3 separate regions of the Homo sapiens genome follow, and all the other regions are linked to region 1. A link is an interaction called in ENCODE POLR2A ChIA-PET data of the cell type or tissue named here. Cell type or tissue: MCF 10A. All regions are shown on one strand. Links, peaks and the distances in the headings refer to the core of each region. The heading gives the core; the rest is flanking DNA.

The links. Peaks named below come from ENCODE experiments on the same cell type or tissue, not always from the same donor. Only the 100,000 strongest peaks of a DNase experiment are listed, where the experiment ranks them.
Region 2: POLR2A ChIA-PET joins it to region 1 with 7 read pairs; 2 of 35 experiments call an interaction of 5 or more read pairs at or near these places.
Region 3: POLR2A ChIA-PET joins it to region 1 with 6 read pairs; 3 of 35 experiments call an interaction of 5 or more read pairs at or near these places.

The regions. Positions count from the first base shown.
Region 1 is chr11:35,946,322-35,956,992 of GRCh38, reverse strand. The region is part of intron 1 of LDLRAD3 (low density lipoprotein receptor class A domain containing 3); the gene reads right to left. Among named protein-coding and RNA genes, the nearest start is that of LDLRAD3, 7.6 kb to the right of the region's middle. In MCF 10A, for the core only: no CTCF peak of the experiment used is centred there; a DNase peak (open chromatin) is centred at 3,772.
Region 2 is chr11:36,004,493-36,015,163 of GRCh38, reverse strand. The region is part of intron 1 of LDLRAD3 (low density lipoprotein receptor class A domain containing 3); the gene reads right to left. MIR3973 (microRNA 3973) reads right to left here and starts at 5,066; the gene lies at 4,960-5,066. In MCF 10A, for the core only: no CTCF peak of the experiment used is centred there; a DNase peak (open chromatin) is centred at 5,473.
Region 3 is chr11:35,870,076-35,880,746 of GRCh38, reverse strand. No RefSeq gene overlaps it. Among named protein-coding and RNA genes, the nearest start is that of LDLRAD3, 69 kb to the left of the region's middle. In MCF 10A, for the core only: no CTCF peak of the experiment used is centred there; no DNase peak of the experiment used is centred there.

The DNA of each region.
Region 1 (10,671 bases), core at 2,659-5,158:
GAGGCCGAGACAGGCGGATCACGAGGTCAGGAGATCGAGATCATCCTGGCTAACGTGGTGAAACCCCATCTCTACTGAAAATACAAAAAATTAGCCGGGCGTAGTGGCGGGCGCCTGTAGTCCCAGCTACTCAGGAGGCTGAGGCAGGAGAATGGTGTGAACCCGGGAGGCAGAGCTTGCAGTGAGCCGAGATTGCACCACTGCACCCAGCCTGGGAAACAGAGCAAGACTCCGTCTCAAAAAAAATAAATAAAATAAATAAAAATAAAGTTAAGTGTTTTGCATGCATTATCTTATTTAAAATATTTCTACATGGTAAGGACCATTATTATACCTATTAACAGACGAAGATGTGATGGATTTAAAAAGTTTAAGAAACCTAGCCAAGGTCAAGGCAAGGAACTGGAATCTGAACCCAGACTGACTCACTCTAAAGCCTGTATTCTTAATCACCACATCAATGCCTCTCAAACTTTAATATGCACATGTATCACTTGGGGATCTTGTTAAAATGCAGATTCTGATTCAGGTGATGCTGATGCTGTTGGTCTGTCAACCACACTAAGAGTAGCAAAGCTCTACACAATCCATATTGTAAAATCTTAAAAGAGAAAATACACTATATTCAACCAGGAAAATGTTTTCTAATAATTATTTTGAATTTTATTTTTAGAGATGGGGGTCTTGCTATGTTGCACAGGCTGGTCTCCACTCCTGGCCTCAAGCGATCCTCCTGTCTCAGCCTCCGGAGTAGCTGGAATTACAGGCATGAGCCACCATACCCAGCTCTGTTATCGAATAATTTAAATAACATGAAAGCTTAATAATATATAACAAAAATACACCTTCTCCTCAGTAACCTTTACATCCTCTTTCCATCCATATGAGAGGCCCGAAGCTGCTCTTGTAAATTCCCACCAGCAGACTCCCCTTGGGCAGCCACTGGTGTCAGACTCACTAAGCCCAACTCAAAGTTAATCAACCTTCTCATCTCATTAGCAGGAAGGATTTTATCCCCATAGCTTCCATGAGTGAGCACTTCTGTAGATCCAGGGAGCAGGTGTGTAGGAAAGGCCCCTGGGGGCTCCCCAAGGAACTGGTCAGTCCCACCCACCATTCCCACTGCACACACCACCCAGTCCTCAGCACCTGATGAGCACTTCCCCATTCCCACAGACTTTACTTAAAACATTAGAACTATGTATTCTCTAAATATTTTAACCTTCCAAAATTTGGCAAGCACCAGCTAATTTTATACTTGAAGAACCTTCAACATCCTTTCATTATGTTCCTAATTCTTCATGTCTTTTTATGTGGGATGATCAGATATTTGTTTTTTAATGAATCTTTTGTCATTTGCAGTAACCCTGTTTATCTATTTTAATGCTTAATGCTATGAAATTACTTATATGATACCATAAAAGTAGTCCTTACATAATGGATTTTATTTCCTTAACTTTTCACTCTATTTATATCTCTTGAATTTTACTACGTGTCCGAAAGTGAGCAGATAGGTGATTTCTTTTAATAAGAGTAACATTTTGCTTTACATTTAGTCTTTAGTTGATGTATTCATATCACCTTCCACTTACCTTTAATGTTATATTTACTGATGTGCTTCCTTCCTGGAATCATTTGCGTGGTTTGACCAGCAAAGTTTTATTTCCTTTTAAACTAGACCAGAAGATAACCAATTGTTCCTTACTATTTCATGTGTTTAATACTGTTTTTTTGTTTTGTTTTGTTTTGAGAGAGAGTCTCATTCTGTTGCCCAGGCTGGAGTGCAGTGGTGCAATCTCAGCTCATTACAACCTCCACCTCCCAGGTTCAAGCGATTCTCGTGCCTCGGCCTCCCGAGTAGCTGGGATTACAGGCATGTGCCACCATGCCCGGCTAATTTTTATATTTTTAGTAGAGATGATGTTTCGCCATGTTGGCCAGGCTGGTCTCGAAGTCCTGGCCTCAAGTTATCTGCCCGCCTCGGCCTCCCAAGGTGTAAGCCAGTGCACCCGGCCTAATACTGTTATTTTATAAAACAGACCTGCTTTAATTTATTTCCTCTTGGTGACCTCTCCTACTTGTTCAGTAAACTATGTAAACTCCCTTCAAATGGAATTAAGATGCATAGCAGTTTTCATTAGCCTGTCAGAAACCCTTTTGATATGTCACATGCTAGTCTCATAATGAATCTAATTTATCACCTGATTTAAAATTGCTATAATACATTGCCCTCTCAAAGGCCTCTTTTTCTTTGTCTTTTTAAGCCAAGGGATATCCTGTAAAGATCTTTCCAAGTCTTTGAAGATCAATGAGACTGTTCTAAACTCCAGCGAAGGAGAAGCAATTTTCACCAAAAGGCAAAGTTAGCTTGGCCAGGTAAATTTCATTCACCATGGCTTAGTCTGACTCTCCCAATTCCGTCTCTTTTTCAAAGTCATAGTCATGTCTTTAGTGATCCCCTTCATTCCTTCTTGTAGGGTAACTTACAGGAAATCCTACTGTGTGCCTGATACTATGCCAAGCACTGAATCAGGTTCTGGAGTATAACAACAAATAAGATAGACATCAAAAACACAATAGACTCCATCCCACCTCATGGAGCTTTAGTCACACAGGAAAAGAGAAGAATTCTTTTTTCTGTTCAGGATTGTTGCCAAGTCACATTTTATGGGTACTTTTAAAAGATGTTGACGTTGCCCTTCAATTCTGGGCAGTGTTCCTTCCGCTGAATATATATACATTCATATTTTGTACCATCTCTGACTGTTCTGGTATGCTTATTATTCAAAAACTGAACCCTATTATATTTTTGACACCTGTTAGCTTTTCTTGTATTGTCATCATTATCATTTACTTGAATAACACAAATGAACTCTGGGTATGCTAAACCTTTATTATGTCACCACTGCCCTTCATAGGATCCACCGATGTTTATTGTTACACTGTAACATTTACAAGATTAGTTCTATCTTTCATTAATACCAAATATTCTTAATGTAAAAGTCATTCTTTCCAACTTTATCTCTTTTACAGTAGTAAGCATCAACTCATTCCAATCCTGCTTCCCCAGGTTCCTGCCAGCTGGGCTCACTTGCTAGTATCATACTTTTTAATCAAGCTTATGCCAATGTTTTTATCAATCTGTTTTTGAAACACCTTATTTAGTTCTGTTCTGGTTTCTCTTAGCATTAACCATTCTTTACAGCTTGAACTCTGATGAAATACCCTATGTTGCTAATCACTCTTCCCCTCCCCAAATTCCCCCAATTTTATTTTTATAATAAAAAAACAAGTTAAATTTAGAACTTTCCAAATCAATCAAGAGGCTTTTTTCAACGGACTGTGGAACTACAAGTGTGACTAGGGCTCATTTTTCAGCCATGTCCAATTAGTTTAACGACGCCTGGAGAACACTGCTCTGATTCAAGGCTAAAGCTGAAGGAAAATGTTCCAGTAATGCCATCAAAGAGGACACACTTCTGACATTCGCTAAGCCAAACTCACTCGGTCTTATAATAATGAGAAGGGATTTTTAATGCAATAAAATTAAACACCCTTTATGCTTTCATTTCTTTATGCCAACAAACACATAAGTGTCCCACTGCCACCTGGAACACTGGCACCTTGGGTATGCAAGTCTTCTAAATCAAGTTATTCATAAATTCCACATCCTTGCAGCACCCGGATGCCCAAGGCCTGTTCCAGAGTAAGCTAAAGGGCCTGCCCTCCCTCCCCGTGGCCGCTCGCCAGGACAGAGACAACATCGTCTGCACACTGCGCTATTTGTCTGTCAAAAATCACAGTTGGATTTGGGCAACAGCGAATTCACCCAATTTATCACCTGTCTCTTGATATCACAATGACTCAACAAAAGGAGAGTCCGGTTCTCAGGTCTCTGGAAAGGCCTTGGGAGTAAGTTTAAAATCCTGGGGTTCACTCTGCTCTGCCTGTAGCTAACACTTTACAGGCCTGTGGCATTACTTTCTCACAAGACATCACTGCCTACTTTCGCACAAGAGCCCCTTAGTTTGAAGCAACAAGATGGGGCCAATTATTTCTAGTTTCTTTCTGGAGCAACATATTAAAATTTCAGCTTCCACAATAAAGAACATCAATCTCTAGTTCAGGAAATGTTCTCTCATACATGGACCATATAAGCTTAAGCTCAGGGTCAGAAAGTAATTCTAAAAATACTTTAATTTCTCTTTTGATACGAGGCATTATCATCAGTACTGTATCTTTGTCTAGAAAATATATTTCCAGACTTTTTGAACAGTGGGCCCTTCTATTTGGCACCCAGCACTATTTGAGGGAAGTGCTGAAAAGAAATTGCTTTTGGTTGGTATTCCAACAAAATATTCCCATAAAGGGGGGAAGAATTATCTCTATCATTAATATATTCAAAGGCAAGTGTCATGGTGCTGAAATAACTTGTTTATTCTTATTTTTGTTTAATAAATTCAGTCTTTGCAAAAGCCAATTTCAACACCTATACTGATACGTTCTCCACATAGGAGAACAGCAGTTTCTATCTGCCAAAGACAGGCCATTTGAGTAGAATCAACTTGAGATGCCCCCCACTCCAATGGCTCTCTAACAAATCATTCTATCCAACACGATAAGCATGAAGTCAATATTGACATCCCTATGCAATGCTGGAATTCTCCAGCACAAGGTAGACGGTGCAATTCTTCTCCCAACACATACAGACTTGGATTTCTATTCTATACCAAAGCAGCAGGGCCAGTGGTTAGGAGACCAAGTCTAAGTCACGCAGACCCACGTGCCAATTCTGAAACTATCTCTTACTGGTCGAAGGTTTAGGAAAGTTACTGAACCTTTTAGTTTCCTCATCTATAAAACGGTAAAGCATACTACCCACCTGAATAAACTACTCTGAAAATGAAATAAGATCCACCAGCAGGGAAAGCATTAAATAAATTATAGTATGTACACACACCAGAAAGCTGTTTTTAAAAGCATGGGTAGGTATATAAGAGCCGAAAGAAAGATGGCCAAGAAGACACTTTTATTTGATGTTGTAACATCTCTGACATCAGGATGTACCTAATGGCCAACTGCATCTTCTAAAAGCACAGGGTGGGCGGAAGCTGTGATTTATTGGTCACTGGCAGTGCCTGGGTAAACTTGGTCACAGCTGTTCCTATTTCGTCACTTCCCTCCAGTTATGTGCATGGCTGGTACTACACAGGTTGAAGTGACCTGCTATTTAGAATGTCCTTCAAAAGATGATGTTAAAATGTGGCATTGAAATGAAAAATTAAACACATTTGTGTATACACAAAGAGGCAGGGAAACAGCATGAATTTGATAATAGTGAAGCAAATATCTCTCACTGCAAGAAATTACCATAATTCCATATTTTCTTGCAAAGCAAGAGCCAGCCCTTTAAGAGAATTAAAAGAGGAAAACACAAATAACTGAAGGTGTATCAGCTGTGCTTCTGAGATAGCAACAAAAGGGGTGTCTGTTCAAGAGCCGAGCAAAGCAAGGGAAGGTGAGGGAAACTGCCAAATTGCTTGGGACTAACTGAAATGTCTAAACAACAGGAGACAGATGTGACGCATTCACATGGCTCAAAATAAAATTGATGAAATATAGTACTTGAGTTAAAAAGCCAGCCAAAAAACTACAAATAGAGACAAGCAGGAGCTCATTAAATTATGTCTCTGTGTGTGTGTACCTGTATATAATTATAAATCCATGTTAAAGCTAAATTGATATATACCAGACAATTCACAGTAGTTACTTAAGGGAGGGGAGAGAAATGGGAAAGGAAGATGAAGGAGGATTTTAATGTTTTATTATTGCCATTACTTCTAATTTGTATGAATTTTGTATCATAAGCACGTACTCAGTCTGTGTATTTTTTTTTAATTTTTTATTTTTTGAGACAGAGTCTCACTATGTCACCCAGGCTGGAGTCAGTGGCACGATCTCGGCTCACTGCAACCTCCACTTCCCAGGTTCAAGTGATTCTCCTGCCTCAGCCTCCCAAGTAGCTGGGATTACAGGTGCGTGCCACCACTCCCGGCTAACGTTTTGCATTTTTAGAAGAGACGGGGTTTCACCATGTTAGCCAGGATGGTCTCGATCTTCTGACTTCGTGATCCGCCCACCTCGGCCCCCCAAAGTGCTGGGATTACAGGCATGAGTCACTGCTCCTGGCCCCCGTGTATTATTTTTGCAGTGTTTGTAATTCAAGAAGTTTATAACAAAATAAGACACGTACAGTGCTTGCCACCCTGCCAGACAGAGTAAACCTTCAATGAATGGGAGCCACTCTCACTCTTCTAGACACCACAAAAGAAAAAGTATCACAGACACTTAATATATGATCCCAGTCCCTCAAGGAGCTTTCAATCTAGCAGGATTTAGAAGGTAAGAAAGGTTTTACATATACAGTATATATATATAACCAGGGTATACACAGACATACACATACACATACACACATACACATATATACTGTGTATGACCATAAGGTAAAGAAGGCTATTGTCCAAAAGCCACAGAAGACATTTCTAGCTCAAACCTCAGAAGCCTAGAGCTAGAAAAGTCACAGAGCACCAATACACGTATACCAGTATTTTATCTTGAAAGCTAAAGAAGCAAACTAGGACATGTGTCATCACCTCTGAAACCTGTTCAAGAATGACACATTGATTAAATATCCCTGAAGACGCAGTACCCATGTTTGCCTGGGCACTGTGACATCTTCACGGCTCTGTGTTCCCATCAAGGTCCAAGATCCATCAGTACAACTCCTGTCTAGAAATGCCTCCGAGATTACACTGGCAGAGAGCCTCTACCCTTCCCAGATAACGAAGAAGGTCAACAATCCCATTTCCATCAGTGGGTCATTTGGGTCTTCAAGGGCAAAGAACAAGTTTTACATGGCTTCGCCTACCCCTGGAAATAGACACAGTGCCTGGGTGTGGCAGAGATGATGGCACAATGACGAACAACCAAATAAAATATTAAGAAATTGCTAACTATCCAAAGACAAAGAAAATGACATTTGCACACTCAGGAAGCTAAAGCTCCTCACTACAGAAGGCTTTTCCAAGAGGGCATGGTTTCAGATAAATGGACCTGAACTGAAACAATGTGCATTTCTCCCCAGGAAGCCATCGTCCTCCTCTGGGTGCCACCTTGCATCCTGTGAATTCATGCCCAAAAGAAGACAGCTGCAGATAAGTTATGTGGCTAGTCTGAAGAGAGGTGGAAGCACAATTCTTAAGGAAGGTTTGGAACAGAGCAAAGCAAAACGACAGCTGGAAGGAAAAGTGTCTTAAAGGAACTGAAGTGTTATAAAGTGACACAGAGCAACAAAGAGACTTTAGAGAAAAAAGTGTACGATGAAAACTTCTAAAAACACACACACACAGCTTGCCGCTAGTAGAGATGATTTTCCCAAGCACCTGCAGAACGAATCAAGTTGTAAGGCCTTTTGATGGCAAGGGAGAAGGAATTATGGGGAGGGAAAGGGGAGCCCAGAAGAACAATACCTACTCTGTGAAGTGGAGGAAGGGGAACTTCCAGGGTTAGGATTTCAACACAAGACTTCCAAGGCAATCTGGCAGCTTGTGCTCCTATAGCCCTCCCTCAGGGCTGCTGAACCTCCCAGGTTTAACATTCAGGGAACCAGGTGGCTTTTGGTGTCAGCTGTCACCTGCCTATCACCTGCTTTCTCTGCATATGTCTCTCCCAAGGAAACCACATATAGAAAATTCCAGAAGTTTTCACTCTGACACAAGAGGAAAGCGAGAGGGAAAGGGTCAGTGCTGACGGCATTCCTGGTTAAGAATGGGTTTTCCCATGGAACTGTGTGGCTACAAAACATAAAGCCAAAGCCCAAAGGCCCTTGGGAGGAGGATGGCATCTTGACCCCCTGCATCCAGAAGACACACTCAGGATGCACAGTAATGATGCACAGTAATGATGCACAGTAATGATGCACAGTAATGATGCTCAAGATGCATGGCAAGGACACTTGCTCATGCTAGACCAGGGGTTCTCAACTAGGGGCAACGTGGCAATGTCGGGAGGCATTTGTGGCTGTCACCGCTGTGGGTGAAGAGTAAGCCAATACAGGCATCAAGAACTAGTGATGCTGCTGTGACCATCCCGCAATGCACAGGACAACCCCCACAACAAAGAACTATCCAGGCCAAGGTGTCGTTGGTACCAAAGCTGAGAAACCCTGCCCGAGACTAACCCCATCCCTGCAACCACCTCCAAAAGCCCTAAGAATCCTATCTCAAGTAAACTTTTGCTCTCCCCCGACCAAGCAGTTACTCTGTCATAAAAGTCCACGTACTATATTAAGATGTATTAAACATCAAGCCAATGATGTGACGAGCAAATACGGCATATCAAAAGTACCTGGCTGCTCTCCCAGCAAACATCTTCAAGGTACTCCTTAGCATCCAAGTGAGTAGATTTTTTCACAACAATAGAAGAAGGCAGTTACATACATATGCACATGTGTGCATGTGCACACACACACACACACACACACACACACACACGATCAGCCAACTTAAAAATCTCCCTGGTTGTCAGGTAGAGGCACTGGCAAAACAACAACAAAACTGCATGGTTAGAATGGTCCAAGCATTTCCTAAATATTTTGAAGACAGAAAGAGGGGAAAAGAACAAACAAGAAAACCCAACAACCAAAAATAGATCCATCCCTGGGGCAATCCCATAGCTAAAAACAGTTCCATCACTCCAAGGCATCTCCATGGTGGAAAGTACCTTATTTTTTTAATTCTAAAATACAATAAACACATTTTAAGAGGGGAATACGAATTTAGAGCTCAAAGAATGAAAACGAACCCCCATGTAACTACAATTCGGGTCAAGAAATCGAACCCTGGCTGGTATCATCTCCCCGCCTAGTGTTTGTCACTCACCCACACACACAGCAAAAGGACCAGAGTTAGTCTGAAAAAGTTTCATCTTCACATAAGGATTGAGATGTATTTTATGTATTTACCATGAACACCAAAGTATCCTGCAAAGAAAGCTGATGTCTCTGCTGAATAGATCCTGGGCAGTGACCACAAAGTGAACAGATTTGGGGAGGGGGAGCATTCATGTAAACAATCTCACTGTGTCAATTCGCAAGAGCACTGTGGAGGAAAGGCATGGAAGCATGGTGCAGGAAGCCTGGAAACAGAGTGGGAAAAGCCCAGGTAGGGGGCAAAGAGAAGCTTAAGTTAGAATCTAGGCTTCAGCCTTTACTGTGGTACCCTGGGTATTATCAATCTCTCCTGAACCATACAATGATTTCCTGCCACATGATATCCTTGGCAAGTTTCAATGGGATCATGTGCTTAAAGTAATGAGCAAAGCATCTCACACACAGGAGATGCTTCACTGATAGTGGGTTCCCTCTCTTTCCCTTGCCCACAGAAACAGGCAAGGTTGTAAAGGCCAATTCTTTTTTCTTTTTTTTTTTTTTAATTGAGGCAGTCTTGCTCTGGAGTGCAGCGGCGCGATCTTGGCTTATTGCAACCTCCGCTTCCCAGGTTCAAGTGATTCTCCCACCTTGGCCTCCGGAGTAGCTGGGATTACAGGCGCACGTCACCACACCTGGCTAATTTTTGTATTTTTAGTAGAGACGACGGTTTCACCATGTTGGCCAGGCTGGTCTCAAACTCCTGACCTCAAGCGATCCACACATCTTGGCCTCCCAAAGTGCTGGGATTACAGGCGTGAGCCATTACTCCGGCTTAAGGCCAATTCTTTAACATGAAATTACTTGATTATAAGTGTTCCTAAACTCCAAATTCTCTAAACTGCTTTACAAAGGTGACAATACAAGTCCACTTTCAACTTATCCTGCAGACTGGCTGAAAGGTGTCTAAACCACTCTTCAAGGCCCAGAATTTACCACCCCACCCTCTCCTACTCCCATCTCTCTCCCTCCCCCACTTATCCCAGAGTAAATGGCCTAAGTCGGCTGTCAGGAAAAAACATCTCACACCCCAGTAGGGAGCCTTAGTCACATCTCTTTGAAGATGAAAAGCAACAAGGTGTGTTTATTTGTACTCTGGTGTACAAGGCCTCTTTTAGGCCTCATCTTCCCGAGCTGAGCTGTGCTGAGATGTGCACAGCTACTCAGCAAGTTAAAAACAATAAAACCCACCCCTCACACCGTTAAGCAGATCTTTCCAGGAGAAAAGGTCAATACTCACTCCTGGGAGTACACTCACTCCTGGGAAAATCAAGCCTTTTCACTGATACAGAATGTCAGGAAGTCTAGGCAAAGGTCAGTCCTGGAGGAGGTGAGAAGATGGACCATCATCCAGCATGGCTGCCTTTAGAAATGTCTCAAGCCATACGCACTTAAACCCACTGAGTCCACCCACATGCAGGAAAACTGGACATCAGATGACATGACTTGGGCTTAGTCTCTCTCGCAGGATACATTAAAAAATAGTAACGGTGAAAATCAATGCTTCACTTCCCTAACACAAATAAAAACAAAGGAAGAAAAAAATATGCAAGGTGTCTGAGAAGGTTCCTGAATAAAAAAGGCCTCCAAACTGCTCTTGGAATGTCAGTGGCTTTCCAGCCCCACAAAGACTCAGGACTCTAACTACGGTTCAACCTTGACCCTGGGATTCTTTCACAGAC
Region 2 (10,671 bases), core at 4,036-6,535, 57 kb before region 1:
CGCAAGGCTCTGCGGTGGCATCTACTGAAGCTCGGCTTAACAGCCAGACTCTGGGATGCATGCAGAAAAGTCTACATGGCTGCTGTCGCTTCAGTTCCAAAATGAATCTGAACAGGGAGTAGGGGACTGCCCTGGAAGCCAATTCCAGCTCCAGTTACAATCCAACTCACTTTCCAAACTCTTCTGGGATTATTCTTGGTTATCAGGAATCCTAGGGGGTTCTTCACTGAACTTTTCCACATGGTTCGTCTGGGGGCTCCCCCCTTCTTTTGTTTAAACATTTTTTATTTGTCTTTGGCAAAAAATAAAATAAAAATAAATCATAAAGTTTATAGCAAGCTATACAGAGAGAAAAGCCATCCAGAATAATTTATGTTTGATGAGTCTACAGATTAGACAACTGAATGCTGATTTCTGCCTGCAGCCAAGGGAGATGTCTGAACCTGGCTTTCTTCCTCTTTTCTGCCGTAATAATTCTTTCAAAAAGGCACTGCCCTGTCATCACCACTGCCCAGATAGATGTTCAGGAAGGAGTCTGAACCCTGGGAGAGGAAGGCTGATTTCACCTCGCCAGCAAAGTTTCTGCCACCTCCCCATGGCAGGCGGGAAAGGAGGGAGCAGGTGTGATGGGCCACCCAGCCAAGGGGAGTTGTGACTTTAAGAGCACTCCAGGCGTTACCATCACTGCAGGTACCATGCACATCCCATACTGCACCCTTCCAGCCGCTTCCATTCCTTGGGCACAACAGAAGTTATCATTTCCCATAATGGTGTTACACAGCATTTTCATTAAAGCCTAGGCTGGTAATACCATTCCTTTGTATTTAGTACACAGCTCCATGCCGGTCATGCACCCCTCTCTCTGTCTATCTGTCTGTCTCTCTTTCTCAGATCAGCTTCTTGTGTTCCCACAAAACAGCTTCTGTTCAAACTTCTGCCCAGAGCAACTCCATCTCCAGACACCTCTCCAACCCCAGTAAAAATCCCAAACTTGTGTAAACACGCAAAGGTCTGCTCAAAGCTCAGCCTCCAAGAACAGGGAGGCGTGGAAGGAACACCTCAGCACACACTTGCCAGGCCCAAGAATCACAGGCCCACAGTTCAGCAACAGGACACACAACCAAAAACCACAGGAGGAAAGGTTTCAAAAGAAAGAACCAACTGAAGACTTTTTTACAAAGTATCTTTTTGAGGAAAAAAAAGGGGGTGTGCCTGCAAAGCCTGCCTTACCTTAGCTCTCCACCAATGTCTTCCTGATCCTAGCGGACAACACTTATCTATGGGGCAGCAGCAAAACTGGTGGATGGGAGGCAGAAAGATTTCAAGGCATCTGTAACAGCCACTGTCAATCACCCCAGCTAGAGAGAAGGAAAAAAACTCAGGCACACTCCCCTGGGGGTTTGCAAACTCCTGAGAAGAAAAGGAAACAGACTTTGTAAAACACCATCCAAAGAAATAGACATCACTCCTAAAGAAAATATGGCACATATATACCATGGAATACTATGCAGCCATAAAAAAGAATGAGTTCATGTCCTTTGCAGGGACATGGATCAAGCTGGAAGCCATCACTCTCGGCAAACTAACACAGGAACAGAAAACCAAACACCACATGTTCTCACTCATAAGTGGGAGTTGAACAATGAGAACACATGGACACAGGGAAGGGAATATCACACACAGGGGCCTGTAGGGGGGTGGGGGGCAAGGGGAGGGAGAGCATCAGGACAAATACCTAATGTATGCAGGGCTTAAAACCTAGACAATGGGTAGACAGGTGCAGCAAACCACCATGGCACATGTATACCTATGTAACAAACCTGCACATTCTGCACATGTATCTCGGAACTTAAAGTAAAAAAAAAGAAGAAGAAGAAACAGACATCATTCCTTCAAAGTCCCTTTGCATCAGCAAACTGCTGAGAGGCTAAGAAGCCCTGCTAATAAGCACACAATTTCAGAAAAAAATGTATTATTACCCAACTGCCCTTATGAATCAGGCATTATCCTCAGTACTGCTCAAAGGACAAGAGATAAGAACACTCAGCGATATTTGGAAAACAAAATATTTCTCAGGTTGCCTGTACAAATAAGGAACAGCATTTCTATCTCTAAATATACCAAATATAATACCTTTGGGCAAGCTGATTTATACAAAATGGACATTTTTTATATTTCAAAATTAACGGTAACTTTAGAAGTATAATGGAAATAGAATTGAAACTGCATAAATTTCCAACCTCTGCTCCCAAACATCTGACTTTTTTCTTTTCAACTTTTCCATCCAGCTTTTTTCCAGTTTTAAAATTCCCAGAAGTTCACATCTTGAAATACAATAGTCCTCCCTTTTCTGCAGTTTCGTTTTTTGCAGTTTCAGTTACCCTCAGTCAATGGACTTCTGAAAATATTAATGGAAAATTCCAAAAATAAACCATTCATAAGTTCTGAATTGTGGTCCAATTCTGAGCGGTGTGATGAAATCTCGTGTCGTCCTGCTCTGTCCTGCCCAGGATATGAATCTTCCCTTTGTCCAGCATACACACACTGTCTACACTATCTGCCTATTAGTCACTTAAGAACGGTCTCAGTTATCAGATCAACTGCCTCTGTCTTGCAATGTTTGTGTTTCAGTAACCAATTTTATTTAATAATGGCCCCAAAGCACAAGAAGAGTGATGCTGGTAATTCAGGTATGCCAAAGAGAAGCTGTAAAGTGCTTCCTTTAAGTGAAAAGGTGAAAGTTCTCGACTTAGTAAGGAAAGGAAAAAAAACTTATGCTGAGGTTGCTAAGATGTACAGTGAGAAAAAATTTTCTATCTGTGAAATTGTGAAGAAGGAAAAAGAATTTGTGCTAGTTTTGCTGTCACACCTCAAACTGCAAAAGTTATAGCCAGAGTGTGTGATAAGTGCTTAGTTAGGATGGAAAGGCATTAAATTTGTAGGTGGAACACATGGACAGAAATAGGTTTCAGTTGACAGCAATTTGGTACTATATTCGGTTTCAGGCATCCACTGGGGGTCTTGAAATGTACCCCCCGAAGATAAGGGGAGACTACTATAGAATATATTAATCAGAATTCCTAACCCCTAGAGACTTTAGAATATAGAAGAACAACAATCTAAACTGATTAAAATCAATAGTAAGAAATCACTTTCGAAGAAAATAGCAAACTTCTATGACCGTACCTGCCTTCTTCCCCACAGTCATGCAGTTAGACTATGAAGTCAAACAGTCATGATGCTGGTGACAGGCCGCCACTCAGACTTCCCTTAGACGTGATGCCTGCATTCGTGGAGCACCCACTATGTGTTAGAGCCTGCACTGGTGCTTTCTGTTTGTCATTTAATCCACACTGCATCGGGTAGCTACTTATACCCATTTTCCAGATGAGGAAATTGAGGTTCAAGATGACAAGCCAGGTAATGAGAACTAGCATGCAAATCAGGCTCTAACTGGCTCGCTAAATCTCTTTCCAACTGACCTCTGCTATGTCCCCAAAATAGCAGAATAGACCTGTTGATGAAGAATACATAAGTTACAATTGCTTATGGTTCTCTCTCCACCCTTTCAAAGGTTATAATATCAGTATTATTGAGGTAGCAGAACTTTTGATACACAAATCCCAAATTAATTATACATCTGAAGTGTTGAAGGACCACCCAAATCTAGACTACAGCAATGACCACTGTGTTCTCACTTCTAAAATTCCTAGCCAGTGACCTCCTCAACAATGACATTTTTCACTGATTGGGGCCATGGAACAAGATATTTATATTTAATAGATACCCGCTGCCTATCGCATGCTCTGTTTTGTAGTAAGCACTCATTCAACTAACTGATTCATTCATTTACCCAAAAAGAAAGCATTAGACACCTACTATACTCAAGGTTGCAGGGAATACAAGACTTGAGCACATCAAAAACCTACTATTGAGCAGGAGAGAAGAAGTGTGCACCTAAAGAGCTATAAAATTAAAATTATTTTATAATTATAAAAGTTGGAAGTCATAAATGCCACAGAAGAAAGTAAGAAATGGAATGTAAGAATTACTAAGAGGGGCTGGGTGCGGTGGCTCACGCCTGTAATTGCAGCACTTTGGGAGGCCAAGGCAGGCAGATCACCTGAGGTTAGGAGTTCGAGACCAGCCTGACCAACATGGAGAAACCCCACCTCTACTAAAAATACAAAATCAGCCAGGCTTGGTGGTGCATGCCTGCAATCCCAGCTACTCAGGAGGCTGAGGCAGGAGAATTGCTTGAATCTCGGAAGCAGAGGTTGCAGTGAGCCAAGATCGCACCATCACACTCCAGCCTAGGCAACAAGAGCGAAACTCCATTTCAAAAAAAAAAGAATTTCTAAGGAGGGGGAAATTTATTCCAGGGGAAGCATCATGGAATGCTGCATGGAATAATTTCCACCCAGGCTGCTTTGCAGGTTGGGTATGATGCAGACCTCTATTCCAAATGAAACGCTGAGCTAAATGGAGGCATGAAAGCAAATGGTCATGGAGAGGAGGATATAAGGGTGGGAAAAGCTTTAAGTGCCAGACTATAGAACTTGGACTTAACTTTATACACAAGGAGAAGCCAACATCATCCGTTTTTGAGCAAGGGAGTGACATGAGATGAGTAATGCTTCAGGTAGGTTAACCTGGCAGCCCTATGTAGAAAGAGATGGGAAAGAAAAGTAATAAGAAAATCCAATTTGGAAGCTATTGGAAATTTTTAGGCATCCATTTGGGAATCAAAGAGTTGGGTCTATCTTCACTAATTCCAAAATATATTCTTCTTCTAATAAGAAATATTATGAAGGGCTGGGCAAACTTAAAGTAAATAAATCTATTTAGTCTCTTGACTATTTGCTGAAGGCAGAGACAACTCAAGTCATCCATCTCTGGCTTTGGAAAACAGCAGATGGTATTTTTGGCAGCAGATCCACTGTCCTAGTTATATGTTTTGCTAAGGCTAATGCTGTACTTTGTTTGCATTTCTTCTGCCTGCACCATTGGAGCAAGGGGCAAGCAATCCTAAAATGTAACAAGCAATACAGAGAGCTACCCTGGGCTTCAAATTTTAACACTCAGATACTCCAGACACAAACACAATAAAGTAGGTTATACTCTTCAGTCCCTTATTCTGATAGTATTTTTTGAGGCCTGAGCACTTTGTCAATAATTCTGACCAGTTTCCTTCAAATCTTCAAAACCCCAAAGACAACAAGCAAGATAAAAGCAAGGAGTAGAATCCGATCATGAGTGGCTATGTATACAAAGCTGGAGAATTCCTGATACTGGTTACAGATTTCTGGAAAACTTCTTCGTAAGAAAAATAAAACAATCTTTTTGAAAACTGTGTTATTTGCAGACCTGCCTTTTTGATGTGCTCTTTTCCATAATATGAATAATGGAAAAAAAATGTTGCAGGAAATGAAGTGACTCATAGAATTTTCTGCATGGATTGAATTTCTGCAACTTTCGGTAAGCAAATCAGCAACAGAACGAATGGCATTTGCATTTCAGCAACACCCAATCCACTTATAAGGGTGCATGACAGTGATTATAGTGGAGGTGGGAAACCCATTCTTTCCTAAAGAGTCTAATTTTATCTTCCCAATTCCACTTTACATCTTTCAGCATAAACCTCTGGCTGGGTGGAAATCCATTTCTATTCGGATAGAAACTAATTTTTCAGGTATGTAAGTGAAAAATAATACAGGACTGTCTTCTCCAATGCTATTCTTAGCCTTTTGTAAATCCAGGTGACCAGGATAGACAACCAGATCCTGCAAAGGGAGTTCGTCAAAGCCCTGCCTATGATGACTGCTCCCAGAGCAGGGGGTCTAAACTATGGTTTGGAAGCATTTGATTTAATACTATTAAAAGGTCTGTCTCAGAGCAAAAAAGGGAGTTTCCTGGGAAGCACTGCCAAGATAAGGAAATTAACTCTTCAGGAAAGTTCCAGGAAGAGAAAGGTAGAAGTAGCCACAGATATGAGTTGGGGAAAGGATGGACATTTCAGCAGTATGAAATCCATTTCACTGGATACCAGGAAACCAGGATAAAAGTGAAGGTGTGTACTTACTTGGGCCTTGATCTCAGAGTGTTGGAGAAGAGAGAAAAAAATACAAAGGAGGGAGATATCTAGCCGTGTCTCCATGTGGAGACAAAGGAAGGTAAGAGAATGGTCAATTAAAGGGAATAAAAAGACGATATATATTATTTTCATAACCAAAGCTGTAGGAGACTGCTATAATCTCCACAGTTGTAATGCTGCTGTAAAAACATGTTTTTAAAAATAAGGCCTCAGTGGAAATCGAAATCCAAGCTGGAAAGCCTACAAGGAAAACAAGGCAGTACTTCTTCCCTGAACAGCACAGTTTCCTGTGAATACACAGTGAATAAGAGCGGATTCATTTCTTAAGAAGACAAAACAAAGACCTCAGTTCTCTTGAATATGCTTATTAATATTTAGCCAGTTAAACATGGGCCTTTCCCAGTTGCAACTTGCCAGCCCATAAATATTTACTAGGAATTGACACAGGCACATACAGAGACAGATAAAAAATATATATATTCATTCTTTCTCACCCCATAGGACTGGAACACCCAAAGAATTGCCTGTGTATCGACAAACCCAATCTTGCAATAGGAGCATTTAAAGTTACATTTCTTGACCCCAACAAACTCCTGGGAGAAAGGATCCCTCTCCCCAGATTCTAAATTCCTCCTTATATTTTCTCAAGCCTTGAAGAGGTCCCAACACCAAATAGGAATGCTACCGTCTTCCATGAACCCTGGAGTTGGGATGGAGGAGGCTTTCCTTGAGGTACAACTGCACTCTCATCAAAGCACAATCTGTATCTAATCCACATTTTCAGGCCTCAGGTGCACATTCAAATGGCTTTTTGAAAAAATATAGGATTTTACCCAATTTGTTTACCCATTCTGCCTGGTTTGCGTCCCCAAGTGTTCTTTACAAATGACAAATAATATGCCCTCCTCACATAAAAATGGCCCTAATGATAACTACCATTTATTGGGTATTCTCCATGTGCCGGAGCCTTTACAAGCATCTAATATTTATAACAACTTTAATCAAAAGACTCATTTGCTCCCTTCCACAAAGGAGAAGAGGCCACTCAGGTAGGCTGAACAGTCCACCAGAGGTCACGTGGAGTAAACTGAGTGTCTGGGATTTCTACAAGGGTTGGGTCTGCCTAAACTTTATTTCATCTTCACTCAATTCTTTTATCTGGCCACAAAAACATAGCCATGGAAAAATCCAACCATCTCACACCCGCTTCCCAGCACCTGAACTACAAGCTTACATTGCAGCCTGTCGGATTCTCCTGCCAGTTTCCCCTCAGAAAGAAAATTTACGAGGACTGTACTAAAATCACTGGTCTGCAGAGGCTGCAAAGTGACTTCTAGTTTTAAAAACTAACACGAGTCTCCCCCAGAGCTGATTATTAGGGCTGATGCAGCTCATAAAATGGACCATAAGACCATTTCTGTTCTAACAGTTTTGTGTTTTCCTTTTCCAGAGTGCTGGCTGAGGAGGACTGCTGAAGAAATGCCTTCCCAAGCCGCCGGTCCTTCCACACTCAGGCAAGCCTCAGGACTGCCTTCGCCTCTTCCCTCCCTCACCTTTATCAGATTCTCTCCAGTATGCACAAAGGAAACATGATTAACCAGCCTCCCTACCAGAGGGTGATCTCAGATGGGTCCCAGAAGCAGGTTCTAATTTACTTAAGTGATGAGTCTCTCCAGTTACTCAATCCTACAATACCGGCCAGTAGATATAATTGCAAAGCAGGTAGGCTAGACTCACCAACCTGCCAATTCAGTGCCAACAAACATTGCAAATTACAGGGTATAAATTTAGCAGGGTGGGTCTTGACACACATTCCTGCGAATTACACCTTCTCTCACTAGTAGAAAGTGCATTAATTACTTCGGGTGCATGTACGACTTCCACTTACTCGGAGCTTTCTGGAAAGCTATGAGCAACTCAGAGTAATCCATGAAGATTAAAGTATAAATAAATAATGACTGCTGGAGGAGGTGGGATTTTTCCAAAGCTCTTGGAATCAGAATTGTTAACTTTCTCCCCCACAGACTGAGAGAGTCACTGAGGCCCACTGTGTGGGGCTGGGGACAGAGTAACCCAGGTCAAGGCACAAATATGGGACCAGTAGGGCTGAACCTTGAGCAGGATGGTGGCAATGGAGCAGCCATTTCCTCCCTCTTGGGCTAAAAGTGCGACTTCCCCTGCAGGAAGGGGAATAGTCGACATCTGGAGCAAGGCAGATGCAGCCAGAAGTAAGGTCTGAATCCACGGGCTTGAGCCCATAAGGCAATTTCACCCTGTGTGATAACAGTGGAGCACTATTTATGCACCAGGCACTGAGCTAAATATCTACATCCTGCATTGTCATGGGATTGTTCACCACCACCATGTGATGGAGGAAGGAACCAGTGCTAAGTTTACAGAGGAGAAAACTAAGGCTCAGAGAGTTCAAAAACTTGCCCAAGGAAACATAATCAGACAGTCATGGAACCCAGGTCTGTATGACTCTAAAACCCACACTCTTAAACACTAGGAACTGCAGCAGCTATGGAGAGGCAGCGAGCCCAAGGTGCCCAGTCTGGGATTCGGGGAGGGTGAACCACCATCACACATCCATTCAGTAACTCCTACTTCGTATATGCCTGGCACACAGCTCAGCGCTTTCACTAAACCTGTTCCATTTAATTCTCAGAACAACTCTGGGAGGCATCTCATCCCCTTGACTGCACCCTTAAGGAAACCAAGGCTGGGAAAAGTCAAGAGCATCCAGCTAATGAGTAGAAAAGCCAACATTTTAATTCATCCATATGCTTCCTAAAGTCATGGCTTTTCCCCTAATCTGTGAATTAATTGTAACTCTGGTAACTATGGCGCCCACATAATTTAGGGAGAAAAGAAGGATTAAACAGAATCAAACTGCTGGGGCTAGAGGAAAACACTCAATGATGCTACCCACCATTGAGGTCTCTGAGCCCATATTTCCTGTGGGATGAGGAACGACTGGGCATCTATAGTGGGCAAGGGCGCAGTTTTTGTTTAAGTTGCTCAACATCTTAGATATGGTTTGGATTTGTGTCTCTGTCCAAATCTCATGTCGAATTGGAGGAGGGGCCTAGTAGGAGGTGACTGAATCATGGGGATGGATTTCCCCCTTGCTGCTCTCGTGATAGCAAGTTCTCATGAGATCTGATGCTTTAAACATGTGTGGCACTTCCCCCTTCGCGCTCTCTCTCTCCTGCCACCATGTGAAGAAGGTCCTTGCTTTCCCTTCACCTTCTGCCATGATTTTAAGTTGCCTGAGGCCTCCTAGTCATGCTTCTTGTTAAGCTTGCAGAATTGAGAGTAAATTAGCCCTTTTTTCTTCAGAAATTACCCAGTCTAAGGCAGTTCTTTATAGGAGTGTGAAAATGAACTAATACAGAAAATGGGTACCAGGAGTGGGGCACTGCTGTAAAGATACCAGAACATGTGAAAGTGACTTTCGAACTGGGTAATGGGCAGAGGTTGGAATAGTTTGGAGAGCTCAGAAGAAGGCAGGAAGATGTGGGAAAGTTTGGAACTTCCTAGAGACTTGTTGAATGTTCTTGACCAAAATGCTGATCGTGACATGGACAATGAAGTCCGGGCTGAGGTGGTCTCAGATGGAGATGAGGAACTTATCGGGAACGGGAGTAAAGGTCACTCTTGCTATGCTTTAGCAAAGAGACTGGTGGCATTCTGCCCCTGCCCTAGAGATCTGTGGAACTTTGAACTTGACAGAGATGATTTAGGGTATCTCACAGAAGAAATTTCTAAGCAGCAAAGCATTCATGACCTGGCTGTTTCTAAAAGTGTATGCTCATATGCATGAACAAAGAGATTATCTGAAATTGGAACTTATATTTAAAAGGGAAGCAGAGCATAAAAGTTTGGAAAATGTGCAGCCCGGCCATGTGGTAGAAAAGAAAACCCTATTTTCTGGAAAGAAATTCAACCCTGCTGCAGAAGTTTGCATAAGTAAAATGGAGCTGAATGTCAATAGCCAAGACAACAGGAGAAATGTCTCCAGGGCATTTCAGAGAACTTCACAGCAGCCCCTCCCATCACAGGCCAGGAGGGAAAAATGGTTTTGTGAGCAGGGCCCAGGACCCAGTTGCTCTCTGCAGCCTTGGGACATGGTGCCCTGTGTCCTAGCCACTCCAGCTCCAGCTAAAAGGGGCCAAGGTACAGCTCAAGCTGTGGTGTCAGAGGGTGCAAGCCTCAAGCCTTGCCAACTTTCACATGGTGTTGGACCTGTGGGTGCACAGAAGGCAAGAGTTGAGGTTTGGGAACCTCTCTCTAGATTTCAGAGGATGTATGGAAACTCCTGGATGTCCAGGCAGAAGTCTGCTGCAGGGGCAGAGCCCTCATGCAGAACCTCTACTAGGGCAATGTAGACGGGAAATGTGGGGTTGGAGCCCCTATACGCAGTAACCACTGGGGCACTGCCTAGTAGAGCTGTGAGAAGGGGGTCACCATTATTCAGACCCCAGAATGTAGATCCACTGATTGCTTGCACTATGCACCTGGAAAAGCCACAGGCACTCAATGCCAGCCTGTGAAAGCTGCCATGGGGGCTGTAC
Region 3 (10,671 bases), core at 4,778-7,277, 78 kb after region 1:
TCTCAAACACACACACACACACACACACACACACACGCATGCACACAAGACACTAGCCATAAAAGAAAATAATTAATAAATGGGGTCTTATAAAAATAAAAACTTTTGCTCTTTGAAGATATTTTTTAAAAAATCAGTAAGATTGAAAGAAAACATTTGCATATACATTCTGAGAATTCAAAATATATTAAGAAATTTTACAACTCATTAAGAAGACAATCAAATATGAATAATGGCCAAAAGACTTGCACAGCCACTTCTCAAACAAAGATATAGAAATAGCCAGTAAGCACATGAAAAAGGTCTCAACATCATTAGTAGTCAATTAAAAGTAAATTAAAACCATAATGCGGTACCATTATACCACCACCAGAATGACTACAATTAAAAAGTTTGACAATACCTAGTATTGGTAAAGTTGTGGCATAAGTGGAACTCTCATTTCTGGTAAGTGCGTAAAATGGTGAACACACTTTGGAAATCTGTTATTAAAAGAGGAAAAATCAATATTTTTCTATACTCTCCCAACACTTCACTTCTGACATCAAATGTGTGGGCTTTCTCCACATCAACAAAAAATTCTTTACGTCTCCAAACACCCCCTGAGTGTCCCACAATTCACTTAAATTGTGGCATTATCTATTTAGGGCTGGCATCATGCTCCACAGATTAAGGGCTCAGTCCAACAAGACTGCCTCCACTTCAGTTGCCAATTGCAAGTCTCAGGTTGTCACCTGTACTTCTGATCAACTTGCTGTACAAAGGAGAGGTTCACACAACCCAATCTCCTCCTCAGATTCCGACTCAAAATTTTTTTAGGACTCACAGAACTCAGGGAAATGCTTATTTACATTTATTGGCTTATTATAAAGGATATCCGGATAAAGGATATCTGGAATGAATGAACAGCCAGATGAAGAGATGCGTAGAACTGGGTCCAGAAGGGGCCTGAGAATAGGAGCTTTTGTCCCCATAAAGCAGAGGTGTGCCACCCTCCTGGCACGTGGATATGTTTACCAACCTGGAGATTTTGTACTCCATCTTTTAGGGTTTTTTATAGAGGCTTCATGTAGGCATGACCAATTATTAACTCAATTTTATCCTCCCTACCATCCAAGGAGGACGGGGGATGGACCTGAAAGTTCCAAGCCTCTTATCATGGCTTGGTGTGTTTCTGGTGACCAGTCCTCATTCTGAAGCTATCCAGGAGCCCCACCAAGAGTCACCTCGTTAGAACAAGAGATGCTCCTATCACTCAGGAAATTCCAAGGGAATTAGCAGATCTGTGTTGGGAACCAGTGTTAAAGACCAATTTTTTTTTTTAAAGATGCTCCTAGCACTCCTATCTTTCAGAAAATTCCAAGAGTTTTAGGAGCTCTGTGTCAGAAACCTGGGGGTAGAAACCAAACATAGTATTTTTTTATGATGCCACAGTTAGTTTCTTATAAAATTAACTATGCATATACTCTGTGACCCAGCATTTCCAATTTTCAGTATTTACCCAAGAGAAAGGAAAATACATATCTGAGCACAAAGACTTATGTGTGATGTGCATTGTAGCTTTGTTCATAATGGTCCCAAAGTGGAAATAATCCAAGTATCTGTAATAGGAGAATGAATAAACAAACTTCAGCATATTCAGAGAAATGGAGTACTACTCAGCAATAAAGAACAGCAGACACACACTATGATCTCAGAAACGTGATGTGGAATGAAAGAAGATGGAACCAAAGAATACGTTTTGTGTAATTCCATTTATAAAGAAGTCACAACAGTAGTTGCGAAACCACAACAGTAGTTGCTGAAGGCTGAGGGTAAAGATGGGGAAGAGAGAACTTTAGGGGTCATGGAAATGCTCTAGGTTTTTTTCAGGGTGTGGGTTACAGAATATGCATCTGTTAGAACTTGTCAGACTTTACACTTAACATCTGAGCATGCCCTGAAAAACCAAAACAACAAAGATGAAAACTAGCATCATGGCTCAGGCTTTCATGTCAGATGGACCAAGTTTCAAGTTCTGACTCTGCCACATATTAGTGGGCTGACCTTGGGAAAATAAAGTGTTCTTAAAATCCAGTTTCCTCAGCTGTAAAAAGGGAAGTGATAATGAAATAGAATAATTTATGAGAGCATACAGTGTAATAAATGCCCACTAAATTGTGGTTTTATTTTTGTTTTATTTTATTTTATTATTATCTTTTTAAGACAAGGAAGGTCTCACCCTGTCACCCAGGCTGGAGTTGAGTGGCATAATCACAGCTTACTGCATCTTCTGCCACCTGGGCTCAAGCAATCCTCCCACCCCAGCCTCCCAAATAGCTGGGACCACAAGTGCAAGCCACCACACCCAGCTAATTTTTTGCAGAGACAAATGTATTAGTCCATTTTCAACTGCTATAAAGACATACCCGAGACTGGATAATTTATAAAGAAAGAGGTTTAATTGACTCACAGTTCTGAATGGCTGGAGAGGCCTCAAGAAACTTACAATCATGGTGGTGGGGGAAGAGGCATGGTGGCAGGTGAGAGAGAATGCCTGTGTCAGTGCAGGAAAAACTACCATTTATAAAACCATCAGATCTCATGAGAGTTCACTATTAGGAGAACAGCATGTGGGAAACTGCCCTATAATCTAATTACTTCCCACCAGGTCTCTCCCTAAACACCCGGGGATTACAATTCAAGATGAGATTTGGGTAGGGACACAAAGCCTAACCGTATCAATGAGGTTTCACCATGTTGCCCAGGCTGATCTTGAACTCCTGGCCTCGAGCAATCCACCAGCCTCAGACTCTTAAAATGCTGGGATTACAGGCACGTGCCAATGCACTCAGCCTATTTCAGAATAATAAAAAGACTTGTGACACTGTAGAAAATCATACAATTATAGAAAATAACCATAATCCCATCCAGAGATAATCACTGTAAACCTTTAGACATATGTTTTTTCTATTTATATATGTTCTATTTTTTTCTATGCATATAGTTGAGTTTATAATGAATATACAATGTCAATTTCTTCTTTCATTAATTAATAAAAGCATGCTTATATTATTAGATATGCTTGTAAGCCAAAAACATTGAAAAAGTAAGGTTGTGAACTTCAGGGAATCTGTCTCCCCACCCCACTAGTGGACCAATCAGAGTGAGCTTTTTAAAAAGCAGATCTGTTGTGTTACTTCCTAAACACCTCAATAGAGTCCATTGCCCTTAGAATCAAGTTCAACTTAACAGGGGTACAAGGGCCCTTCACGATTGGGGTTTGAGTGACCTAGACTGGGTCTGGCTCCACTTCTAGTTGCATTTCTGTGGCCCTTCTCCATGTGTCTCTCAACCTCCTTCGCCCATCAAGCTAGCTGGGGCACGTTCTCCTCATGGCAGTGGCTTATGGAGGCACATGGAACGCCTAATACCTAAGACCTAAGCTATGAAAATGCCTCTTAGGATTGGCATAGAGACACACCTACCAGATCTCACAGCCAAGTCAGAGTAAATGGGGAGAGAGGCTCTCCTCATCCTGGCCACAGCAAAGTTGAGGCTGCAGGGAGTGGTGAAGAACTGGAGCCAATAGCTCAATCTACTGCCACCCCCATGTGCTCCCGGCTGACTGACCAGGTTCACCTCCTCCAGTGTGTCACCTGCTCCTCTTCCTACCTTCAGACATCCGACATTTCTTTGTAGATTGCCAGCTTCTCACTTAACTCCTCCTTGACTCTTTCTGAGTCCAGGTCAGGCCAGGTGTCCTGCCGTGTGTTCCCGTAGGACTCTGCACCTCCCTATCATAGCTCTTGCTACACTGCTTTGTGCTTGGATGTTCACTTGTCTATACCCTGGACCCCTTATCTCTTTTGAAGGTTTAGGTGAGCTTGTCCTTGACATGTGAGGTCAAGAATGGGGAAATTTTGTTCCTGAGTACAATCTTTAGTTTCCTGAAATAGAGTACTGGGTATTTCATGCTTTGGGTTAGAAACCTTTGGAAGGGCCCAACTCCAAGTGAGAAAACACACCTCTTTCTTTGGGTTACAGGCAGAAACTAGACTGTGATGGATATCTGCTGCTTTTGCTTGCCCACATCCCTTTGGCCTTTAAATATATATATATATAATAGCAGCTGGTCTTTGGGGAATCCCTTCTTTACCACTGTATACAGGCTTCTGTCCTTGCTAATCAGATGTCCTCCCCCAGTAGTATGAATCAGGTATACAGGCTTCTGTCCCTGCGTCCTGTATCCCCTGCCTTGGCTTAACATTGAGCTAATCAGATGCTCTCACCCAGTTAGGAATCAGGTGGAGCAACCTGATAGGAAAATCCTTTGAAAAGACTTTTCTCAAAGGTAGTCCTTTGCTGTAACTGCCCATTATTAGTTTCTGCTACCCAGACTCCCAGAGCTACTGGGGTTCCTACTGTTGGCTTAGCTTTTCCTGGAATTTGCTATGCTATCATATAGCCTTTTGATAAATTCTTGCATTTTGTTTTTATTAAATTAACCAGATCTCATTTCTGTTACTTATCAGGAAAGTAAGCAAACAAAAAATACCATCACTGACACCACAACCAGATGCTCAAAAACTTCAGAGCCCACTCTGTATGTTTCCCTCGGGTCCACCAGTGAGGGGTAAGAAGTTTGGCAGTTCCTATTTTGGGTTAGTTGGCCTTTGAGCTCTTGTAAAGCTCCTTTTTTTTTTTTTTTTTTTGAGACGGAGTCTCTCTCTCTATCACCCAAGCTGGAGTACAAGGCTGCAATCTCCGCTCACTGCAACCTCTGCCTTCCAGGTTCAAGCGATTCTTCTGCCTCAGCCTCCCGAGTAGCTGGGACTACAGGTGGGTGCCACCATGCCTGGCTAATTTTTTAAAAAAATATTTTTAGTAGAGATGGGGTTTCACCATGTTTAGCAAGATGGTCTTGATCTCCTGACCTCGTGATCTGTCCGCCTTGGCCTCCCACAGTGCTGGGATTACAGGTGTGAGCTACCGCACCAGCCTGTAAAGCTCCTTTTAAGAAGTGAATCTCTGGATGATTCAAGACTGGGCATTTCTATTGCATAAATCTATCCTTTGCTAAGGAGTGAGAGAAACTTCCTGTGGCAGCTGGAATAACAAAGTGGCTACTGAATACTATGTCCTGCACATTAAAAATATATCCCCATTATTATACTTACAGAGTGGGTCTTTAGAGTATTCTTAGAGCTTTGAGGACAGACAGTGTGTGGAAATTACCAGGGTAGGCAGGCTAGAAGGTGGCCTGGGAGCCACCATGTTATATAAAATAAATCCCCTTGCTGTCTATCTATGGATTAATCTACATATGAATCTTTCCATCAGTCATCCATCTACCTATTGTCTATCTACCACTAGACCTGGATGAACTTTCACAGACCCTAGGCATGTTCACATTTTTCATAAGCTAAACAGCTAGGGCATGGAAGCACTACCATGTGGTTAGCCTGGCTTGCTGAAGAGGAGGCCTGAGGCACAGCTGACTGTGGGCTGAGCCTCCCTTTGTGATGAAGCGCCCACTTGCTCGTGACATCGGAGAAGAAAAGCGTGCACCCCGTAGTCTCTGCTTGCCAGAAAGTACTCTTCTGGTGGAAAAACAAATTATGGGATCCTGTCCTAATTTGGGACAAATGACACCTCTAGTTTATTCTTAATTGTCCTTGTATGCAAATTTTCCTTTTCCTTTCTAATTTGTCATGTGAGCAAAGTTAAATTAACCCGAACATGTGGTAACAGACTCGACTGATTTTAAGCTCTTCACTTCCTTCCCTTAGGCATTTAATCAGTTCTATTTTTTTGAACTAGATTTGTTTGGCAAGTCAAAGAGAAGATAACAAGATTGGGGGCTGGGGGGAGGCAGTTTTTTAAAGATAGAAGTACAAAAGGAGCTGCCATCTGAAGTCTCAAATTAGGATGGAAAGCACATTCTCTGCAGCTTTATCTTACTATAATTGAAAGTTTAAAACAGAGTGGATTTCATTTGAATCAAGAGGCTGCAATTAACTTTGTTTTTCTAAGAGGTGCCCTTTTAGTATATCATATAGCATTAATGCCTGCTTTTCACTACTGACTTGGAGTAAAGGGTGTATTCCATTGTGAATATATGCCATTTAAAAAAATATGTTTCATTTTAATAGAATTTTGAAAGGCAACGAGGTACCACAAGGAAACATACACCCCAGGTTTTCAGAAGCCCTGGGTTCTTGGTCCTCTCCTTCATGTTAGGTTGGGGTAAAAGTAATTGTGGTTTTTGCCATTACTTTTTTTTTTTTTTTTTTTTTTTTTGTTTGTGGAGACGGAGTTTCGCTGTAGTTGCCCAGGGTGGAGTACAATGGCGCAATCTTGGCTCACTGTAACCTCTGCCTCCTGGGTTCAAGCAATTCCCCTGCCTCAGCCTCCAAAGTAGCTGGGATTACAGGCACCCGCCACCATGCCCAGGTAATTTTTGTATTTTTAGTAGAGACAGGGTTTCACCATGTTGGCCAGGCTGGTCTCGAACTCCTGACTTCAGATGATCCACCCGCCTCGGCCTCCTGAAGCGCTGGGATTATAGGCATGAGCCTCTGCGCCCGGCCTGCCATTACTTTTAATGGCAAAAACTGCAATTTCTTTTGCCCCAGCTAATACTTACCAGTTGGAGTAACCTTGCATAGGTCTCTTGCTGATGTGAGACATAATTTCTTCTTCCATAAATTATTAATCACTGCCCTGACCTGCCTAACCTACAGGGCCACTGTGCTCAATAAAAGGTAAGGCATGTCGTAAATGTAAGGTGCTGCCAAAATTCACAGGAGTGTCAGCTGGGAGCAGAGTCTGTAATTCCCAGTAGCCACCAAACCAACTTGACCTGGACATGTTCAGGAATGAAGTAAGAACCCAAGCCTTAGAGTCACCCGGGATGGACTTCCTGATTCCTCGGTTCTGAGATATGTCACTATGTATACAGTGGGGTGGGGGTAAGTTGGCCCAGGTTTCTGAAGAGTATTTGGCATTCTCTATTAAAATTCATCAAGTGTGTACCTTGTACCAGGGCTTATAATTTTAGGAAAGCATCCTGCGGAAATACCTGCACATGTGCATAAGAAATAAACATAGTTGTGGTCGGTCATGGTGGCTCCTGCCTGTAATTCCTGCACTTTGGAAGGCCAAGGCGGGTGGATCATCTGAGGTCAGGAGTTTGAGACCAAGCCGGCCAACATGGTGAAACCCTGTCTCTACTAAAAATACAAAAATTAGCCAGGCATGGTGATGGGTGCCTGCGATCCCAGCTACTCGGGAGGCTGAGGCAGGAGAATCGCTTGAACCCCGGAGGTGGAGGTTGCAGTGAGCCAAGATCACGCCACTGCACTCACACCTGGGCAACAGAGTGAGACTCCATCTCAAAAAAAAAAAAAAAAAAAAAAGTAGTTGTTATTGATGATTACTGATGGCCAGCTTCTGGGTTTTTTATACGTATTAACTCATTTAATCCTACAAAAAACCCTCTGAGGTTATTATCCCCACTTCATAGACGAGAAAACTGAGGCATAGAAAGGCAGAGTAAACCGCCCAGCATTATAAAGCTAGCAGATGGCCCCGCTGAGATCTGAAGCTGGGAGGTCTGACTGCAGATCGTGTGTGTTCATCCTCTACAAAGGTGCAGAAGCAAGTTTTGCAGAGCCTGAGTTTCAGAGAAGTTTAGAGAACCTCTTTAAAAAACACAAAATTACACACATAAGTTAGGCACACAATGAATATTTATTTGCAAAGAGAGAATAAACTACAAAAGTCACACATTTTAAAAAGCTGCCAAATACCATAATCACAAAGTTCAGAAAAATAACATAATATTCTTATTAATTTACTGCTTCATGTGCTTTTACAATGCCTTCCTTCCTACACTTTTTGGCTGCATACTCTTTGATTGCTTCTGATTCATATGACAACAATTGTGAAATATCACTTTTCATAAAGAGAGTAGGAAGATAGTTCAGTCTTTCCTATGGCATAGTAAATTGAAATCTGTTCTTTATTATTGATAGTCGTGATGAGAAAACGTGCCACTTCATACAGACATATACTAGCTGGTTGTGGTATTGCTGCAGATTTGGCCCTACAAAGAGATCTTGATAAATTTTATTCTCCCTGATTCTTGTCAAAAAAGAAAAAACCATATGGTACATTTTTTGTTGTACATGCTGAATTATTCTGTTTCTGGTAGACTTTTGTGAGAATCAAAACCCTTTTCATACCTCTGACAATTGGAACTTTCCCCAGACTAGCTTCTTGTTCTGTACATTTCAGACCAGGTCTCTTCCACTTCTGTATAATTCTGTACCTGTTGTCCTCCGGCACGTTTTTACTGAGACATGACCCAGGGTCCTGCAACTTTGGATCTTGACCCCTGTAAGTCAGCATGGGGCAGTAGTACTATTACTGGGCGTCACTCTTACGTTGTGCGGCTGGCATGCACTTACCTGCATCCTGTGACAGTAAATGAAATGTAAGCTCCCTGGAAGGGGCCTGGGCAATGAGGCGCCAGAAGCATAAACTTCTTTGGCTTTGTGGATTTGCTGCACAAAACGATAAAAGAATGATGCCCATCACAACCTGTTTTTAATGATGAAAAACTGGGTAAACCTAAATGGTCATCAGTACAAGACTGGTTAGAATATGGGATGTCCATACAATACACTCCTTTGCAAAATGAAGCCATGCAAGTAAATGTCTTAGGAAAAATGGCTGGGTGCAGCGACTCACGCCTGTAATCCCAGCACTTTGGGAGGCCAAGGCAGGCAGATCACTTGAGGTTGGAAGTTCAAGACCAGCCTGGCCAACGTGGTAAAATCATGTCTCTACTTAAAAAAAAAAAAAAAAAAAAAAAAAGCTAGGCATGGTGGCGCACGCCTGAAATCCCAGCCACTTGGGAGGCTGAGGTAGGAGAATCACTTGAACCCAGGAGGCAGAGGTTGCAGTGAGCTGAGATCATGCCACTGCACTCCAGCCTGGGCAACAGAGCATGACTTCATCTCAAGAAAAAAAACAGTCTTAGGAAAAATGAAGTAAACATCTAGATTTGTGCAAGGCAAGGTATCTTCTTTCCTCATGGTAAAGTAAAAACACAAGTTACAGGATAGTATAGTTAGTATAATTCTGTTTGCATATTTCAAAAATTGGAAATTGGTATATTTGTAAATGCACAGACACATTTTGGAAGCATAGTTAAGAAACCGAGAAGTGATTGTCTCTGGGGTGTTTGGACTGAGAATTTGGGGAAGAAAAGAGGAAGTTTTAATTTTCACTTTTTATCAATACTGTTTGAGTTATTTGACTTTGAGTACATATTATTAACACATATACTCACTTGCAGATGACAGCACCCCAACTCAAAAGAGATTAAGGAAAAAAGAAAATGTATTAGTTCCTGTCACTGGCTGGGAGCATTGGGCAGTGCTGGATCCAGGTGCTCAAAAGGTGTCGTCATGATTCTGCCTTTCTAAATCTCTTGGTTATTTTTCTTCCTCTTTGGCTGAATCCTCAGGCAGGCTTTCCCTTTGCAGTAGCAAATGGTCACCAGCCACCTCAGACTTAAACTTTTATCAGCTCAGCCATCCCAGTGAAAAGAAAGAGAAATCTTCTTCCCTAAAGTTTCCAGTGAAAGCTGTGGTGTTGACTCTGTTGCATCCTTTCTGGCCATACGTCCATCCCTGAACTATTTATGGAGCCTGAAAAGATGAATTAGGCTGAACGACCAGGTGAGATCATATGGTCACCCTGGACCAGAGGTGGGTTCGGTTTCACCCAAACCACATAGGCTGGGCCATTGCCTGAGAGGGAGGAGGGATTCCAGGAAGAAAAACCAAGGTGCTATTCCCTAAAGATGAGAAAAGGGTCACTATCAGGCAAGAACATCTATTTACCACATACACATTCCTTTTACAATTTTAAAGGGAGAGAGAATTTTAAAAAGAGTGTGAATTGTCAGGGGAAAATCTCAGAGCAAGTCAAATATCTCAGCCTTGCTAGTAAAGCAAAATAGAAACTATTGACAACAATTGAACAAAGGATAGAGAAAATTCCTTTCTACTATCTTTTCAAAAGAATCAAAAGTTGCGTTTGTTTGGTGGAATAATTATGCTGGTTGAATAATTAATGGTAAATATTGGGTTGAACTAAATAAATTATAGTATATTTGTATAATGGGGAATATACAGCCATTAAAACGATGTAGTAGATGAATATTAACACAGGAAAATTTACCACAATTACCTTGAGGAAAAAAATGCAGGTTGCAAAACAATATTTACAATACGATCTCACTTTTATTTAAAAATGTGTATGTATGTATGCATAGTAGAAAAACTCAAAACTAGCCTACAATTGTTTCATCAGCAGCTTTTCTGGGTAGATATGTTATGAATGACTTTTATTTTATCTCTTTCCATTTTTCTATTTTCCAAGTTTTCTCCAATGAATATTTATTGCCTTTTTAAATGTAATTTTAATTTTTATTAGTTATTACTTTAGAAAGTCAAACAGCCCTATAAAACATAATGAAAAGCAGTGTCTTGTCTCTCTCTTCACCCTAGTCCTCATTTCCAGAGGCAAGCACATTCAATGCTTTAGATGTTTTTTTAAGTATTTACTTCCATTTTTCTAAATAACATGTTTATATTGCTATTCTTGATATTTCAA